2 separate regions of the Homo sapiens genome follow, and region 1 is linked to region 2. Evidence: chromatin loops called from intact Hi-C (ENCODE). Cell type or tissue: GM12878. All regions are shown on one strand. Each heading gives the region's core, and the rest is flanking DNA. Links, peaks and the distances in the headings are about the cores only.

What was found. A loop is a pair of places that touch in the nucleus more often than their neighbours do. Peaks named below come from ENCODE experiments on the same cell type or tissue, not always from the same donor. Only the 100,000 strongest peaks of a DNase experiment are listed, where the experiment ranks them.
Region 1: a loop joins it to region 2, with 2.2 times the contacts of the local background. A loop is called at or near these places in 2 of 110 quality-filtered maps.

Annotation. Positions count from the first base shown.
Region 1 is chr1:199,395,713-199,405,478 of GRCh38, forward strand. No RefSeq gene overlaps it. Among named protein-coding and RNA genes, the nearest start is that of LINC02789, 250 kb to the left of the region's middle. In GM12878, for the core only: no CTCF peak of the experiment used is centred there; DNase peaks (open chromatin) are centred at 4,499 and 4,799; H3K27ac peaks cover 893 bases.
Region 2 is chr1:199,267,911-199,277,676 of GRCh38, forward strand. All of the region lies in intron 3 of LINC02789 (long intergenic non-protein coding RNA 2789), which reads left to right. Among named protein-coding and RNA genes, the nearest start is that of LINC02789, 120 kb to the left of the region's middle. RefSeq lists an enhancer at 4,365-5,564. In GM12878, for the core only: no CTCF peak of the experiment used is centred there; DNase peaks (open chromatin) are centred at 4,981 and 6,131.

The sequences.
Region 1 (9,766 bases), core at 3,490-5,989, 130 kb after region 2:
TTATAAACCTACAGTCAAAACCCATGAACCTAAGGGTAGATGTATTTTAATGGCATTTATGAGAAAAGAAAAAGGAGATATGAATACAAATAATACATCTCAGACCTATATTACAAACTGCAAAGTCAGATGCAGTAAATGAATGATATTTTCCCAATTCAATGCACAAATCTGACAAACAAGCATAATGTGGGGATTGAAAAACAGCTGGATGACTGGATGACTCTGTTCACACACACAAAATGAGAACATTTAAAAAATCATTTCCTTGTCTTGGTGAAAATTTTAACTTCCATGAATTTTATTTTACTTTGGAATAAAAGCAATACACAAGTAAACAAATAAGGGAAAAAATAGTTAGTGAAGTATTTCTCTGAAGAAAATAAAGGTTTGCTGAGAAAACCAACAACAACAAAAAAAGATATTTGCATAAAACAGAGCTTGCTGTTTGTCACTGATAAAAGGTGGTATCAAAAAAAAAAAAAAACTGGGCTTCTTAATCTTTTGCTTCTAACTTGTCTGTCAGCTACAATAATTTTCATACCAAAAAGAATGAACAAACTTTGATAGAATAAATGTTTAAGTCCGTTTTTGTAAGATAATAACAAAACTACACTTTCTCATTTAAATCTCCAAAATATGTTATATATGAAATGGAATACATTATATACCAGATAAAAATGCTGTCATCAGAGTAGACTGGTGATGGATCAAACCTAGTATGAAGTAATCTGATAGCAATAAATACAAAACCTCTCTTTTGTGGCCAAAAAAGCCATAACTGTGTAAGTAACAGGATAGGGAAAACATGCTATTTTTTATATCCTATCTTATCACCAGACAATGTCATTATAAAATTTGAGTGATGAAAGACTGAGAGCAAAGATGAAAATAGCAACTGCTATGTTAGATGATGGGGATGGGGTGATGTGGACTTGGTAAGAAGCCAAAACCTTGTCTGTGATGAAGTAGAGATTGGTTTGGTCAGATACTGTGTTTATTTTTAAATATCTATCAAATCTAAGCATGGAAACAAAGCAGAATCACTAGAAAAGCCAATAATCAAATTACAAAAAGACAAAACACGGGTCCCTCATCAGGCATGTCAACAGTCTGGAAAAATGCTTATGGATAGCATTTCTGTTGTACAAGTATCTTTTTAAAAGACTGATAGCTTTACTTCTGTACTTAAAATATAATATGACATCACGTAGCTTAGCATCACTGTATAAAAACTTAGAGTATTTAATTTATAGAAAGCCCAGTTTGAGTTAATAGTGGCATACAAAATAATAATGATAATAATAATATAATTTGTTAGCATGTATTAAGAGAAATAGTGTGTGAAGAATTAGATTGTGCTATTGGTATTTTACTACTGTGCTCTAGCTCAAATATCCATGAAGTTTAGTACTGGGAACCATAACTTAAAGCAGGAAGGTCCTCCTAGGACAGTACACCTAAAGAAGAAAGAAATTAAACATTTATTCAGGTGCAGTAGAAAAGCCTAAGTGAAAACAAGGTAGTTGGGTTCAAATATTTGAAAAATTATCATAGGAGAGTGTTGACTTGTTCTATGCAGTCTCAAGGAGTGGATCTATGACTCGTAGTTGATCTAAAAGAAATATATATTTTAATTAAATAAATAAACTCTTTGAAAATTGTTTTCAAAATTAAATGGGCTAGATCAGGATACAGTGAATTAAAAGCATAGACTGTAATAAAAGCCTTATAGGGAGAAAACTCAAATACTGAATAAGGTGAAAAATATTAAATTAGATATTGAATAATGGACTGCGACTGTTTTTACCTGAAGATTCTATAATTTTAGTTATTAAGTGTCAAAGTGCCCAAGTTGGACTTTTCACTTTATGTCCTTGACTCAGCATTTGAAGAAGTATAAAATGGAATACCATAGAGAAAAGGAAGTACATAAAGGGCAAAGGTAATTCCAAGGAAAATTAATTCTGTTCCAGTTGTGTCTTTTTTCATCTTGCTCGTCATTATCACTACTATAGCCATATAATTCTCCTTAAAATTCTTCATTGGTTCTAGACATTCCATTTAGTCTAACTTCTCAGCCTATCATTCAAATGTTTCAAATAATGAATTAATCTATAACAACTCTCCAACCCTAGCTTTTAAGTCAAGTCAAATTTATTTTTATCTTTCAAATCATTCTTCCCCACCAGAGTGTTCTCTGTTCTTATATTGTTGTCTCCCACTAAGATATGTAACAGAATACTGGAAGAGAGGAGCAAATTCTTAGCAAATAATTGCTGAGTTGTCAACACTTGACTATGCTCTAAGGCCTATAGCTGCATTTTAGAATTGAACTCCCATAAAGTGCAGTCTTTTTCCTCCTAATTTAAAAACATCTATTTAGTTTTGGGATCACTAACGAAGTTATAATGTACTTTTCTATCAGTTTGTACCTAGACATAACCAGTTTTAATCACAGAAACAAATACCTAAATACCAGAGGTACAAGAGCACTTTCCCTAAAGAAATGCACAATCAAAGACAGAAAAAGAAAACAGAGTGTGAAATGCTACAACATGGTAAGTTCCATGTGTACCAGGGGAACCCTTAAGAGTACCCTAAGAGTGGTACTTATCATCTTCTTGTGAAAATCAGTTAACAATCTATAAAAGGAAGTAAATCTAAGTTGCCCTGAAGGAGAAAACTTAGCCCAGCAAGGAAGTATGGTAAAGGAGCTGTGAAACAAGGGAAACTGTGTGTACAAAGGGCCAGAAACAAGAGGGAGAGGCATATTCAGTGACCTGAAAATGTTTCATTATAAAGAAGATATGCATGAAAAAGCTGTAGAAATAACAAAGAGATAATGAAAGATCTTTGATGCCATGCTAAAAAGTTGGCATTTTTTTTTTGGTAAGTGATAACCCAAAGACAGTTTCTAAGACCGTGTTCTAAGACAGATTCTAACATTCATTTCTAAGAAATGTTTGACTCAATGAAGGAGGATGTCTGGTGTTTCAAAGTTAGAGAATTTTATCTTTAGGACTTCAAACTTAAATTTAACCACATTTAATTCACTGGTATTGCTAGTACTAAGCTATTACTGATAACATTTCAGTCGGTATACAATGAAGAACCTAGATGCAAGTAAGCCACACGGGACACAACTCAGAACATGTCCCTACGAGTAAGAGGTAGTCCTTCCAGAGAGAAAGAGAAAATTGATAAAAGGGAAGTGCTTAGATTCATCCCAGATAAAAAGGCATCAATATACATCCAGCCACCACAACAGAAATAGTTTTGTTCTTAAGTTATTTGTAGGTGATTAGTTGGAACCCATGAAGCACTTGCCCTTAGAATCATTGTGGCGAATAGTAGTTAGACCCTCTACTTCTTCCTCCCTTCCAACCAATAGGAGCCAGGAACTCTGTCTTCCCTGGTCTAGGGAAATACTTTATCAATGTAAACCAAAAATAAAAGTCTAAGGGCTCCCCTACCACATAAATGGACCCCTCCTCTCAGCTAAGAGCATTCCAAAGCTAACCTGAAAACTAGTTCAAGCCACGATGGGAAGAGGGGAGCCAGACATGCCTCATTATACCCTCCTCCCTTTTGGAATTACTGATAGAACATGACTGTTTAAGTCTGCTAAAAAATATTTATGATCTATTCTCTGAAGGCTGCTACCTGGAGGCTCAACTGCATGATGAAACTTTGGTATTCACAGCTGGGCGTGGTGGCTCACGCCTGTAATCCCAGCACTTTGGGAGGCTGAGACAGGCAGATCACGAGGTCAGGAGATTGAGACCATCCTGGCTAACACAGTGAAACCCATCTCTACTAAAAATACAAAAAAATTAGCCAGGCGTGGTGGCGGGCACCTGTAGTCCCAGCTTCTTGGGAGGCTGAGCCAGGAGAATGGTGTGAACCTGGGAGGCGAAGCTTGAAGTGAGCTGAGATCGCACCACAGCACTCCAGCCTGGGCAACAGAGCAAAACTCTGTTTCAAATTAAAAAACAACTTTGGTATCCACAATCCCTTATCATAACCCAGACACTCCTTTGTATTGATAAATAATTCTTTCAACCAATTGCCAATCAGAAAATCTTTGAATCTGCCTATGACATGGAAACCCCCACTTTCAGTTGTCCTGCCTTTCCAGACTGAACTAAGGTACATCTTACATGTTTTGCTTGGTGTTTGATGTCTCCTTAAAATGTATAAAACCAAGCTGTACCTGACCACCTTCAGCACATGTTCTCAGAATCTCCTGAGGACCATTGGTCACTCATATTTGGCTCAGAAGAAATCTCTTCAAATATTTTACAGTTTGGCTCTTTTTGTTGACATCAATAAAGATAGGAAGTAAGATAGATAAAGGGTATGAAGGAAACGAAAAGTTGATGACAGAACAAGCCCTCAAGGCAGAGTTGTCTGTGAGTGCCCAGAATATGTTTCCTGTGTAATTCTCAGGATGTTCCTCTTTCTCCGATTCTCTACCTTTTGCTTCTGACTATCTATGTTTACCCACCCAGGCCTGCTCTAATAACCAAAGTAGTCAGCCAGCCTTGTGTGCCTCTGTTGTTTGTGTGTGTGTGTGTATGTGTGTGTGTGTGTGTGTGTGTGATTTTCTCAGGGTTTTATTATTGTTGTGTTGTCCATCTACCTTCAGAGAATGAGTTAGGGCCAATTCAATAGACTAAGCTATAAAACCTCCACTGTTTCGTTCCAGGGGATTTTAAACTAAGGAGGAAAAGACTTGAGTTTTAAGGATGTAAGCAGAGGAAGAGTGAGTGTGAGAAACATAAAGCACTTCTTTTGTTTTCCTTCCTCTTTTTCTTTGTCATAACTAGTTTTTCTACCCAATTCCCTTTCATGAACCCTCACCTTGTGGTGAAATTAGAAAGTGGAACTATATATCCTGTGAAGGACAAAATAAGAAATTGTGATTACAAGCTGAGTGCAGTGGTTCATGCCTATAATACCAATACTTTGGGAGGCTGAGGCAGGAGGATTACTTGAAGCCAGGAGTTTGGAATAAGCTGGAGCAATAATGCAAGACCCTGTCTCTAGAAAAAATGTAAAATAACCCTGTGGTATGGTGGTGTGTACTTGCAGTCCCAGCTCCTTGGGAGGCTGAGGAGAAAGAATTGCTTGAGCCCAGGAGTTTGAGGCTGCAGTATACCATGATCGTGCCACTGCACTTCAGCCTGGGTGACAGAGGGAGACCCTGTCTCCAAAGGAAGGAAGGAAGGAAGGAAGGCAGGGAGGGAGGGAGGGAGGGAGGGGAGGGGGGAGGGGAGGGGAGTTGGGGGGAAGGAATTAGGACTACATTTTCATGGAGAGCAGAATTAGAGAACTGTGCAATTAAACACAGAAAGCCAAATAATTAAAAACAGCCTTAAATATTGAATAGTTTGCTTTAAATAATTATTTTAAACATATTTAATTTCAAAATCACTGTTTTTAAGACCATACACAATATAAAGATAAAAATCAAGATAAAAAAGTAATTAATGGTTTATAATTATATTTGTTATATTCCTTGTAGAATTACACTTTGTACTTTTATAGCTTTGGTCAACTTTTACTAACTGAAATATAAGCTGTTATTTTGGCCTACAATTTCCTCAATAGAAATGTCTTTTTAATGGGGAAAAGTATCTTCTTGTCTGACAAATGCACAATGCATAAAATATTAAAGATCTTAAAATCGCAAAGTGGTATGATCCCAGAGAGAGAACGTCTTTTTACACATGGTACCTCCCTGATCAAAACAGATATGTTCTGTTATCTCTGAAATCCAGGATAGGATTTAGTCTCCTTGACCTTAACCAACCTGTGCAATAAACCAACAATTATTTAAGTAATGTTTCCAATAGCAACAACATTTAACAATGAAGAAATAAAATTCCAGCTCTAATTAATAAAATGCAACTTCAATCTTGAACTATTAAATATTTTTTCTAAAAATCTCATGAATTCAGTAAAAAAGAAATTCTCTTAACCAAAATATTATTAGTATTAGTGAATCATAGCCAAAGGAGCATAAAGCTCTTTAAAAATAATTTTAATATTAAACATATTAATAATATGAAACATTTTAAAGATAAAACATTGATTTAAAAGATATAAATTATTAATCACAAATATCAGACATTAAAGGTATTAAGGAAAACTAAATGTTTTAAACAATGCCCTCCATTTGGAATCTGGTACAGTAAAATTAAATGTTTAAGAAGCAAATTGATATCCCTGAAAATTTGGAGTACAAATAAATAAAACATTAGTATTTTTATTTTTAACACCTTTCATACAATAATGAAGATTTGCTTTTCTTTTTTCTAAATTATGTATCTGTCTAATTTTTTTCTGAGAAAAAGTCATTAAGAACCAGAAGAACAAGAATAGATTCAACCATTCAATTCTTTGGTACTCTTCAAAGATGGGTAATAGTTGAAAATCATTATCCCTGGTCTCTATTTTGTTGTACTCCATACTATGTCTTCTCTGTTGATAAGCTGTTACAGGTCTTCAAAATGTTTACCATTTGACTTTGATGTCCACACCACATTTGTTGATTTAGAGGCTTTATTTGAGATATCACGAGTCCAGTTGCCCATCCCACTGTCGTGGTTCAAGTTATTACTCAGCTGCCATCATTGATAATTCCATTCCATCTCTGAACAGAGTATAGTATTCCTCTTAGGTTGGTGATGTTGAATAAGTATGTTTGTCACCACTTGTTTCAATCATTTTGCATTCCTGGAACTTTGACTGCCATATTTTATATGATATGGGCACATCAATAGCTGAATTTCTCTGTTTAATTAAATTGATCACCTCTGGCAATAGGTTATCAGAGCTCTATTAAACAAAATGATACTTTAAATGTTCTGCCTAGAGGGTTTTCATAGGTGTTAGAGGAATAAAATTAGCTCCACTGGTTAGGATGCTGCCAATAGTTACATTCACTTATTCTTTCTCAAAACCTGACACTTAAAAATGAAGAAGAAAGCCTGCTTCCTACCCATGAGGAGCTTGCAATCTGATTCTATGCTATTCATTAAACAGAATAATTTATGCGTGCTGTAAATTCAGCTGATAGAGGAGATTAGTTTGGGAAGACTGAATGCAATAGAGCTCTTCTATAATGCTTGAGGTAGGGAAGATACATTCGATTAACACTTATTTAATTCTAACTATGTGCCAAGAACTTTCACATATTTCATTAAAACATCTCTTTTTCACTGGGATAATTGTATTTAATCCCCTTTTGAGGAACTTAAAGCCCACAGAATGCAAATAATTTTCCCAAGATCGCACAGTTAATAAGTGGCAGAGCTAGGATATAAATAAACTGTATCTAAGCTCTAAATTCTATCATCTTTCTGCTGTACCAACAAGAACTCCTTTAGTCTATGCTGGCTTTGCAGTATTGAGGGCAATGCAGACTGGATCACAAATGAAATAAAGTTTGAATCCATTAATTAAGCTGTAGTATTGCCAGGCTTTTTGTAACAAGGTTTTCAGTTTTTCAAGCACATGGATCTCCGAGTTTGAAACCAGATGCATAGATAATCACTATTGTCTTGCTTGGAAAGTGAAGATGGACCCATACATAGAGGCTTCTCTCTTGTGCCTATATAACTTCATTTTAGGCAGAGATCTGCCAACCAATGTGAGTCGGACCTGGAGAATACAGAATCACATACAAGCTTTTCTCCTGAAATATGCTTCTTTAATAGAGTTGAAATGAAAATCAGAAGTACCTACATTTTACTTTGAAATAGTCAGAAATGCCTTGAAGAAATAGAAAGGGACCATTGCAGTCTCCACATTTAGTGCTATTTAAAAAATTTCTCCCAACAATCCTATGCTGTAGTATACAACACAGCATATTCAAAATAGTTGTGGGAGAACAGCTGTACTGATCAGATGCAGATTTTAAAAGTGGATGAAATAGCGGTATTGTGTCATCAAATCTTCCAGCCCTGGGAGCAAATGATAAGACATGCTCTTTTTTTTTTTTTCTTTTTTTTTCACTTGCAGGTGCAATCATTTACAACTAAATGGCAGGAATGTCTCTCACACAAGCAGTTAATATGCACTAGAATTTTCCCAGTAACCAGATGGCATGCATTTCATACCAAGCTTGTTGAAATAAGAACTGAAATCATCTGCCAATAAGTTGCATGGAAGTTTTCCACAGTCTCCTTAGGTGACCCCATTTAAGATTTTGAATTTTTTGAGGTCAGAAAGCTTATAAATATTCAGTTCTTGGTGACTCACTTTCAGGGCTGTGGTGGGGTAATTATAGAATAATTCTAGTTAGCCATCAATGAAAATATTCTGACTTTAGCTTATGTTTGGTTCTGCTTTTTTTTTCTTATTACCTTCCTCATTTTTAATACAGTCTTTACTAAGAGTGCCACCTAAAGAAAAATAATGAATCAAAACAGCCATGAACAATGTTAGTTTCTTTGACTGGAAACATCATTATTGTGAGCCCAAAACTTTAAAGAATGTATGGAAGTACAGAAATTATATTTAAAATGTTTTGAATGTAGTACACATTTGTTTTGGCCTCAACAGCATGCATTACTCCACCATCTGCTACCAATGCTCTAATATTCCTTGAAACAATATCCCTACCCTAGACCTATTCCTAGCTGGAGGAGGATGATGTGATCTGGACCTGCCTAAACAGGATACATCACAGAGTTGCAGCCAGGATGGTCACATGTCCCAAGTCAGCCAATCAGGGCTAGAGAAGCACAACTATGGAATTTTTGTTGAAATTGTTAGGGAGAAATATATTTCTTTTCCTTTAGACTTATAAAATATAGACATGGAGATGCTGGTGGGCATCTTACTATCATGTAAGAGAGTTTGCTTGAGAATAAATTCAAAAGAGTGGAAAGAAGGACTTAGAGATGAAAACAGTAAAATAGAAATAAATGAGAAAGAGAAGAAATTAGAATAAGAAGAGAGGGGGAGTCAGAATGATTGTGTCCTGATGATACTATTGAAACCCTTGATGTAGTTGAAGCCTAATTCTATACTCAGAATTGTTTTAGTTATAATAAACAACACATTCCATGTTGGCTTAAGTTAGTATGAGCCAGGATCTCTGCTACTTGCAACTTTAAAAGTCTTGAATGATGTATATATAGGAAATTACATTGGTGCTGTTCCTAATTCCAAAAAGCAATGAGGTGTTCCCAGGGATTGATTAAATTACTCTATGGGAAATTTCTGCTCAACTTTTGGAGCAGAGTTCATTTTCTTGGAAATATAAGTCAAAATTCTTGTTTTATCTAAATAAACCAAGACACAGATGGCTTGCTTGTCCAGTCTCACAGTAGGAGACAGCCTGTGAAGATGAGTGGGGCCATTGATGAGAAAAATTCCCTTACCCATGAATTGTTCATTTTTTCATGTTTATACACATGGACAGCAATGTCATAAGCTGCAGGGTTGTTGTGTTTTTCCCATATGTGAAGGAAACCACATAACTTTAGAATGACTGTTTTTTCTTAGGGAAAGAAAGGGAGTAAAACACTATTTCAGATGCCATCTAGACTTATGGTTTCCTTTGTCCTTTTGGGCTTAGCTTTCAGCTTCATTTATTCAATATGGCCCTGAATGGATTTATGAGGCATAACCAGGACTCTCTAGTCCATCTCTTACAGTGACTACTCCAGGTTTCTCCTGTCCTTTCACTTCAACATTTCTCTCTCTCTCTCTTTTTCTCACCTCTCTCTCTGTGTATGTGTGTGAGAGA
Region 2 (9,766 bases), core at 4,633-7,132:
CATTCCAGCTTGCCAAAGCAGAATCTCAGATAACATAATATAATCACAGGAATGATAGCCCAGCATCTTTGCCTGAAGACATACTACACTAAAGACAGGAGTGACATTCCATCACTTTTGCCATATTTTCTTGGAAGAAAGTCACAGGTTCCATTCACTTTGGAGTAGGGGATTATGGGCTGTAAACATGGGGACCACCCTAAGAGTAGTCTGCCATAGCCCATTTTCTGGTCTCAGTAATTTATACGTCTCCCACATGCAAAATACATTCCCTACTCCCAAGGTCCAAGAATCTCATCCCATTATATATCCACTAAAATTACAAAATTTCATTCTCTAAATCGAGTGCACGTGTGGATAAGGTCCCTGGTTATAATTCCTTCAGAACAGCTTCTAGGCACAATTCCTCACCATCTCTGGGTCTGTAAAACCAGAGAGACAAGTTATTTGCCTCAACATATCCAACATACAGTGGTGGAGCAGGCATAGGGTAACAGCTTCAGACACTCCAGTTCAAAAAGGGCAAAAAATAGAAGTGGAAAAACAATCACTGTTGGATAGCAGTTCAGAAACCCAGCTGGTTACACTCCAGCCAGGGTACCTTGATTAGGTTTCAAGGCCTGGAATAATCCTCCATGGCTTCTGGCTCTACATCTGGGTTCTTGATTCTATCTTTTTTGCTGTCCTTCCTTTTTCATAAAAGATACATGTTTACAGCTGAATAGTAATCAGCTGGAATCTGCCAGTAGAAATGTAGGGGTCCAGTAGCCTCCTTTCTTCCTTTCACTTTATTCTCTCTCTCTCTCTCTTTCCATCTCTCTCCCTCTTTCTCTCTTCCTCTATCTCTATCTCTATCTCTCTCTATCTGTATCTCTATCTCTATCTTTCTCAGTCCAAGCTTAGCAATGTTTCAGCTGAAATAATTTTCTCAATAACTTTGTGTGTTTCCTATGGCTTTTAATGGGGTTCACTCTCAGAAAAAAGCTCCATCCACACTTCTTTTTAAGACAAATTCTCCTTGCCAGGCATGGTGGCTCACACCTGTAATCCCAGCACTTTGGGAGGCCACGGTGGGTAGATCGCTTGAGGTCAGGAGTTTGAGACCAGCCTGGCCAACATGGTGAAACCTTGTCTCTACTAAAAGTACAAGAAAGAAAAAATTAGCTGGGCATGGTGGTCTGTGCCTGTAACCCCAGCTACTCAGGAGGCTGAGGCAAGAGAATTGCTGGAACCTGGGAGACGGAGGTTGCAGTAAGCCAAGATCACACCACTGCACTCCAGCCTGGGAAATAGAACGAGACTTCATCTCAAATAAAGAAATAAATAATAAAATAAAAAACAAATCCTTCCATACATCAGCCTCCTTCTGAGCTGTCTAAGGAACATCTCCATTCAATTTCCTAAAGACCCTTTGGTTTGATTGAGAGGATCTGAGAAGCATATCCTTAATTCTTGTGACTAAATACTCTGACTTCTTTATCTTTCCGAGGTTTCACCAAAAGTCTATACAGTCGCATTCTTGGCTCTTTCTCTAAAGCATGCTTTCCTGCCAGGAAAACATCTCCTCATGTTAGAATCTTTTACCCTCTGTAAAGGCTGGGAAGTTTCAAGTTATCAAATCCTGGTTTCTTTGTACTTAACAGTTCTTTCCTCAATTTATCTTTCTCTTCTTGCATTTTATTATAAGCGGTAAGAAGAAACCAAGCAGCCCAATGGCAATCCAACTGACCATTGCATGGAAATATCCTTAGCTATATATTCAACTTTGTCACTTACAAGTTCTGCCTTCCATGAAACTACAGGAGACAAGCTTTCTAACACTATATAATAGCAAGGATCCCATTCCTCCAGTTTCCAATGAAATATTCCTCATGTTCTTCTGAGCCCACACTATCAATATACTTGAAGTCCAGACTTCCATGAACAGTATGCTCAAGGCAAATTAGATTTTTCTATCATGCTGTTCAAAATTTTTCCAGGTTGTGCCCACTGACCAGTTCCAAAGCTGCTGTTACATGACAGGTATTTGTTATAGCAGTACTTTGCTTTGTTGGGGCTTAAAACACAATACTGCAAAGTAGGGCACTTTGACATGCTGAGTACTTTGAACTGAAGGAGATTGGAAGGACTTCAGAAGCAAGAAGTTTTCTCTGATCTTCTCCCATCCTCTTTTCTTCCATCATTTCTCCTACCCTCCTTTCTTCTTCCCTCATTTCTCCCACAAACTAGAGTCACAGAAATTAGAATTCCTCTTCCCCAGGGCAAGTCCTAGAAACTAGAACTCCTCACCCCCAGCACAAACCGTAAAACCTAGAGAGGTCATTCTCTGACCTACCTCCCTTCAAAGTAGGCCCTAAGACCCTCATTCCAGAAGGGTCCTGTTGCATACCTGGGTGAGGTATGCTAGAGGCCAAGAAGAATCTGAACAAACAGACCTTGCTAAGTCCCCCTCAGATAATTATTATTAGATCACGTCCTTTTATTCCAATCACATATTTACATGGCTGTCCCTTCTTCATTGAACCTAAACCTAAAATCGCACAGTTTTCCCTGGGCCTTTGAGTCTTCATTTCTGAATCTTCCTATGTCATGTAAAACTTTGATTAAATGAATTTGTCATGCTTTGTCTCTTGCTAACCTGTCATTTGTTATAGGAGTGTCAGCTGTGAACCTTCTAACAACACTCAGAAACCCAAATCTACATTTGTGTTCTACTGCTGTATAACAAATTACAACAAAATTAGCAGCTTAAGAGACATACATATTTGTTAGCTCACAGTGTCCATGGATCAGGAATCTAGGAAGGGCTTAGTTGGGTTCCCTGCTGAGCCTCATAGGCTGCAATTGAGGTGCTAGTAGGGCTATATTCTCATCGAGAGACTCTACTGGAAAACAGTCCAATTCAAAGCTCACTCAGGATATTGGCACAATCCGTTTCCTTGATGCCATATGATTGAGGGACTGGCTTTTGACCATCAGCTGCAAGGCTGCCTCAGGCTCTAGGAGCTGCCCTCAGCTCCAGAACCTCAGTTTCTGGCTATGTGAGTTTCCTTACTTGGAAGTAAGGAATGGCTTACATGGCTGTTTACTTCATCAACCTAGCAAGGAGAATCTCTTACTTCGGACTGAGAAGGGAGAATCCTCAACATAATGTAATCACAGAAATAACCCCTCACCTTTTCTAGATTCCACTGATTAGAAGCAAGTCACACATATCTGCTGCACTCAAGGGAAGAAGATTTATACAGGGTTTGGGCACGGGGGCCCTCTGCGGCCTGTCTGCCACACGGCATTTCTCCTTCATCCTCTTACTGTTATTGTTTGTACTATGTTGTTGGGATACAAGGACTTTGGATCATGAAGAATAAGGAGAGGAATGGAAATCTGAGTCTCCTTTTTTCCTTGAAATCTCTGCAGAAGTAGTTGAAACTACAAAAAAAAACAAAAAAAAAAAAACTGTATTTTCTGAAGTTCAGCTATCTATGTTGTTCCTGTGCCCCATTACCACAGGTAAATGAGATGACTACATTGAATTTTAAGTTTGCTAAAAGCCATCACATTCAGTACATGCTGTGAGTCCCACCCTTCAAGTTATTAAGACACTGTACATATCCTCCATAAAAGAGAGAAACATCTTTATTGGCTAAAGAGTTTAGTTTTGAACATTCTTCATAAAATGTATCTATACAAAAACAGATATTCTGCTAAAGCACAGCTACTGGTAATAGAGAACCAAATATGTTTGGGATCCAAAGATGATCCTCAAATGCACCATACAAAAAAAAAAATTGCCATTAGAAACCAAGAAATTGGGTTTCAGTCTATCAGTCGTTAATGGTATTATATAAGTTAGCTTAATTTTTAAACATTTGTTTTAAAAGCCCAAGGTCAGACCCATTTTAGAGATGCTCATGGATTTCTGAAAATAAGGTCTAAAGCATCAAGATGGTACCAGAATAGCCTTGTAGGATGGGCTCCGTCCCTCCTAAGTTTACGTGGTTACCTTGCTGTCTGGAACCTGGTAGAGGGCAGGCCCAGGTGGCCAGTAGACATTAGCCACCCCACACCCCTTCTTTCTCCCTTCTTCACTCATCTAATGTTTGTCGGGCACCTTTATTTCTGGTGACTCCTAGTAAAAAGTTTTGCACAAAGAGTATCTGTGTGGTAATTTCTGTGCTGTTCTAAGTTTTCTTAGCAGAAAAGTTTCATAGCACTAATAGGTTCTTTTTAGCCTTTTATTGTTTTGAGATCTGGTTACCAAGTGGCTTTGGCAGCAAGAAATGCCTGCAATCCTAGCTCTCAAGTGGAACATTTGAAGTCGAGGTTAAAAGTTCTCAAATAGCATTGCCGATTGCTTAACCATATTCAAATACCTTGTCTAAGTTCAGATGACTTTGTTTGCCAAGCAATTTTTATAAATTAGTATTGCTTATCTCAGTACAAAGTTGTGACACGAACAGTGCTATTTCTTCTATTGTTTTATACCTCTTAGTTTTGATTCTCTAACAGGATTGTAAATGTCAAATGTCTGTGTCATCACAGGCCATGTCTTCTTCTTAGGATGATGTGAGGCACATAGTAGGCTCTCAATAAATGCATTTATTGATAGAATATGTTTCTAACATTTTAATCTCACTTACTAGTCCCGCTTACTTGTTTCTGCTCTTAATTGTACAACTAAATCTACATTTACATTGAAAATTCTTTGAAATATATTCCATATTTTTTTCTTTGGCAAAGTGATCACTTTAGTGGTAGACTTCAAAGTAGAATAATGAAGTACAGTACATATCTTCTAATCTAGTCATGCAATTATAGCATTTCTTACAGTATTAACACTCTATCACTAGAAAATCCTCAGGCAATAATGACTAATAAGGAAAGCATTTCCTGGCAACTAATGACCGGCATGGGGGCGCTTGCTCTTGACCCAAAGCCAGCAGCCCTCAGCCCAGCTGGCTACTGCCTAAACCGGACATGCCAGGCCTCCCTCTGAGGTTACTGTGTATTTATTTATAAACTGTTAGTATAGTGACAAGAAATTTAAAATGAGACAATGTTTAGGTGCTGTTCAGAGGAAAGTACCTGTGGGTAGATCATGATACTTTTTTAGTTGTAATTACATGACTCAGATTATTCTTCCTCTCTGTGGGTGACATAATATATATTCAACATTTAGGACTTAAACATTAAATAAAATCTGCTTTTGGAAGCACAGAGAAGGTATAGAGGTGATAACAATAATATAGCTAGCACTTATTGAGCCTTTATAAGATGCCAAGTTCTATGATAAGCACTTTACATGCATTAATTGATTTAATCTTCATAATGAATCTGCAAGGTAAGTAAGAAGAAACAGAGGCACAAATAGGAGAAAATAACATGCCCCAAATCCATAAGTAGTAAGCAGTAGAGCCTGGATTTAAGGCAAGGCCTCCAACTTGATGCCAACTGCTATTCTGTGTTATTACAGTTCCAATAGCAAAACAAAGCAAAAACATTTAAGCCATTATTAACAAATTGTAAAATACCAGAAGTCTTGTATGTACTACTCTATATTGTTTCTCTATAAGATGGCCTCAAATTTTTTCGATAGAAAAATATTTGGAAGTTACGAAGTGTTCTTCAGTTAACTTAGATAACATCCAACAAATAAGACAAAATAAATGTTTAAAAAAAATAAAAAGTACATTGTCAGTGAGACTATTATCAGAGTCCATGAAAATGTTGAAATATATTTTCATCTTATGATAATAATATTGCAAGAAACTTACAGTTAAAATTTTGTAAGTACCTGTATGAGTAAAGAGGAATGAGAATGCACAGAGAGAAAGTTTTTCTTTCCAGAAATATTTCCCTTACAGTCTGGAAACTTCCTTCACCTTTTTTTCTTACCACAACACTGTCCACTAATTGGCAATTTACTTTAGTTAACAAATTTCCATTTTTGAAACACAAGTGCCCCTGGAGAGTCAAGATAGCCTCCTCATTAGTTACTCACATCAAGGTAAAAATTATTTCAATGAGCTTTCTCTTAATATGTAGCTTAATGTTTAGCCCTGGGGTAATTTGAGTTGCAAAAGATAGTTGGAATGGTGAGTGGAGAGCTGAGTTATTTTGAAACAGGAGAATATGAGTCGTAAGAGCTATTGTAAGACCCCACCACAGGGAAGCCTCAAGCAAGAATTGGAACATACGTGGGAACCAAGAAATAGAGATTAGAGGGAGAGCTTATCACATTTGCAAATGCAAACATTGTGACCTACAAATGCATTTAGAAGCAAGGGCTTATCCCTTTTCCAGACTCTAAGCACTGGGAAACAGGTGATAGTGATACCACAGCACTAAGAATGTCTCCTCCTACTTGGCCTGGTGTTGCTGGGCCAAAGCCAAAGCCTGGATCCCTGCTCCCTCCAGGTCCATCTACAGTGCCCTCTGCCACCTGTCACCTGCTACAGCCCATCAGGTGTTCTCCGTCCAGCTGCTTTCAAGGTCCAAAGTAATTGGCAGCTGAGTTCAGTACCTGAGAAATTGTATTGCCTTTTCTCTGTGTCTGGGACTTATTTTATTGCATTAAAAAAATTTAACAGTCTTAACTTGGCTCAGAGGAGTCTAGAACTACAGCACAGGGAATTTTTTTTAATCTAATGGGGCATAGGGTATAATGCAAACATATTCAGTTCTCTGCACTTATGGTGCAGTCTAGCACAAAGAAGGACTAGCCTCCTGACATTAGCATTTTAGCTACAGGGCTGTCACTTGTTGGTTCTTAACCTTTACTCTGCTACTATAGACCTAATGGATGAGGGTCACATATGCATCATAGTATGCCTATGGGCATACTGAATTTAAAAATAAAAAAAAATCTGATGTTATCTGATTTATCTATTTTTGTTTTTATTGACTGTGCTTATGATGTCATATTCAGAAAATTATTTCCAAGGCAAATGTCAAGAAGGATCTCCCCTATGTTTTCTTCTAGTAATTTTACCATTTCAAGTTTTATGTTTAAATCTTTAATCCACGTTGAGTTAGTTTTTGTGCATGGTGATAGAGATCCAATTTCTTTCCTTTTTTTGTTGTTGGTGCTTTTGTTTTTTTGTTTGTTTGTTTTTTGCATGTGGGTGTCCAATTTTCCCAATACCATTTGTTGAAGAGAACATTTTTCCCCATTGTGTGTTCTTGCTACCCTTGCAGAACATTAGTTAAGGGTAAATGTGTGGGTTTATTTCTGGGTTCTGAATTCTGTTCCATTGGTTCACGTGACTGTTTTCTATGACAGTGCCATATTGTTTTGGTTACTGCAGCTTTGTAATTTATAATTTGAAGTCAGGAAATTTGATGCATCCATCTTTATTCTTGTTCAGGATTGCTTTGGCTATTCAAGATCTTTTATAGTTTCATTTGAACTTTCTGATATTTTCTACTTCTGGAAATAATGCTGATGGGATTCTGATAAAAAGATTTTGCACAGTAATAGAAATAATCAGCAAAATAAAGAGGCAATTTAAAGAATAGGAGAAAAATTTGTATACCATCTAACTAATGAGGAGTTAATATTCAAAATAGATTAGAAACTCATACATCTCCATACCAAAACTACAGATAACTGAGTTAAAAAATGGGCAGAGGATTTAAATAGGCAATTCTCAAAAGAAATCCAGATGGCCAACAGGCAAATGAGAAGGTGTTCAACATCTCTAATCATCAGAGAACTGTAAATCAAAACCACAATGAGGTATCACCTTACACCTGTTAGGATGGCTAGCATCAAAAAGACAAAAGAGGACATGTGTTGGTGAGGATGAGGCAAAAAGGAAGCCCTTGTACAATATTGATGGAAATGTAAAATAGTACACCCATTATGGAAAATAGTGTGGTAGTTCCTCAAAAGATTAAAAATAGAACTACCATATGATCTAGCAATCCCATTTCTGGGTGTAGATCTAAAAATAATTGAAAACATGATTGCAAAGAAATATCTGCGCTTTAATGTTTATTTAGCATTGACTAAGATATGAATACAGGTTCACTGTAGCATAAGACAAGATATAGAAACAATATAAATGTCCTATGATGGATGAATAATGTGGTATGTATTCATGTGTGTGTATGTGTATATATATATATATATATACACACACACATATATATACACACATACATATATATATACACACATACATATACATACACAATGAAATATTCTCTAGCTTTCTTTTTTTTGAGAGGGAGTCTTGCTCTGTCGCCCAGGCTGGAGTGCAGTTGCATGATCTCGGGTCACTGCACCCTCCACCTCCTGGGCTCAAGCGATGCTCCTGCCTCAGCCTTCCGAGTAGCTGGGACTATAGGCATGCGCCACCACACCCGGCTAATTTTTTGTATTTTTAGTGGAGATGGGATTTCACTGTGTTAGCCAGGATGGTCTTGATCTCCTGACCTTGTGATCCACCCACCTTGGCCTCCCAAAGTGCTGAGATTATAGGCGTGAGCCACTGTACCCTACCAGTCTAGTTTTTAAAAAGAAGGAACCTACCCATTTACAACAACATGAATGGAGCTGTATAGCTTTATGCTAAGTTAAATAAGCAACACACAAAAAGAGAAATACCACATGATCTCACTTATTTGAGGAATCTGAAATAGTCAAATTCACAGAAGCACAGAGTAGAATGGCGGTTGCCAGGGGCTGAGGGCAGGGGCAATGGGAGGATATTGGTCAAAGGATACAAAGTTTTAGTTATGCAGGATGAATACATTCTAGAGATCTAATGTACAGCATGGTAGCCATAGTTAAATAAGTATTAAATTTGCTATAAATTAAATAATAAAAATACTATGTTTTTACTTGAAATTTCCTAACATTATAAATCTTAAATTGTCTCACCACATATATACACACATTCACATACAGAAATGGTAACTATGTAGAAGTGAAATACGCTAATTGTCTGGAATTTAGTCATCATTTCACAATGTATGCAATAAATGCAATTTTTATACCTCCATGATATCTCAATAAAGCTGTTTTGAAAATGAAAAGCAAACAAACAAACCAAGTGATATAGTTTGGCTGTGTCCCCACCCAAGTCTCATCTTAAATTGTAGCTCCCAAAATTCCCATGTGTTGTGAGAAGGACCCGGTGGGAGGTAATTGAATCATGGGGGCTGGTCTTTCTCATGCTGTTCTCATGAAAGTGAGTAAGTTTCACAAGATCTGATGGTTTTATAGAGGCGAGTTTCCCTGCACAAACTCTCTCTTCTCTTTTTGCCTGCTGCTATTCATGTAAGACATGACTTGCTCCTCCTTGCCTTCCACCATGATTGTGAGGCCTCCCCAGCCATGTGGAACTGTGAGTCCATTAAACCTTTCTTTTGTAAATTGCCCAGTCTTGGGTATGTCTTTATCAGCAGCGTGAACACGGACTAATACACCAAGCAAGCACTTTTACATTAGAAGTAACTTGTAATGCCTACAATTATTGGTACATCAATATTGGTAACACACTCTACATGCTGTAGAAAGGCTGCAGGCTGTTGGTGGCCCCTTGGCAGCACTATTGTAACACCCTTCTTTTCTTAAGAAAAAATATTCACTGCATATGAGTGGATTATACAATAAATTTCAAACCCACTCCAATTACATGTTTTCTTACATATCTATAAAATATAATTTTCCATAATATGCTAGTCATGTAAATATTGCATTAAGTAGTAACTAATTATTTTCCATATCCCTCACAAGTCATGTCACTCACCAGTATGT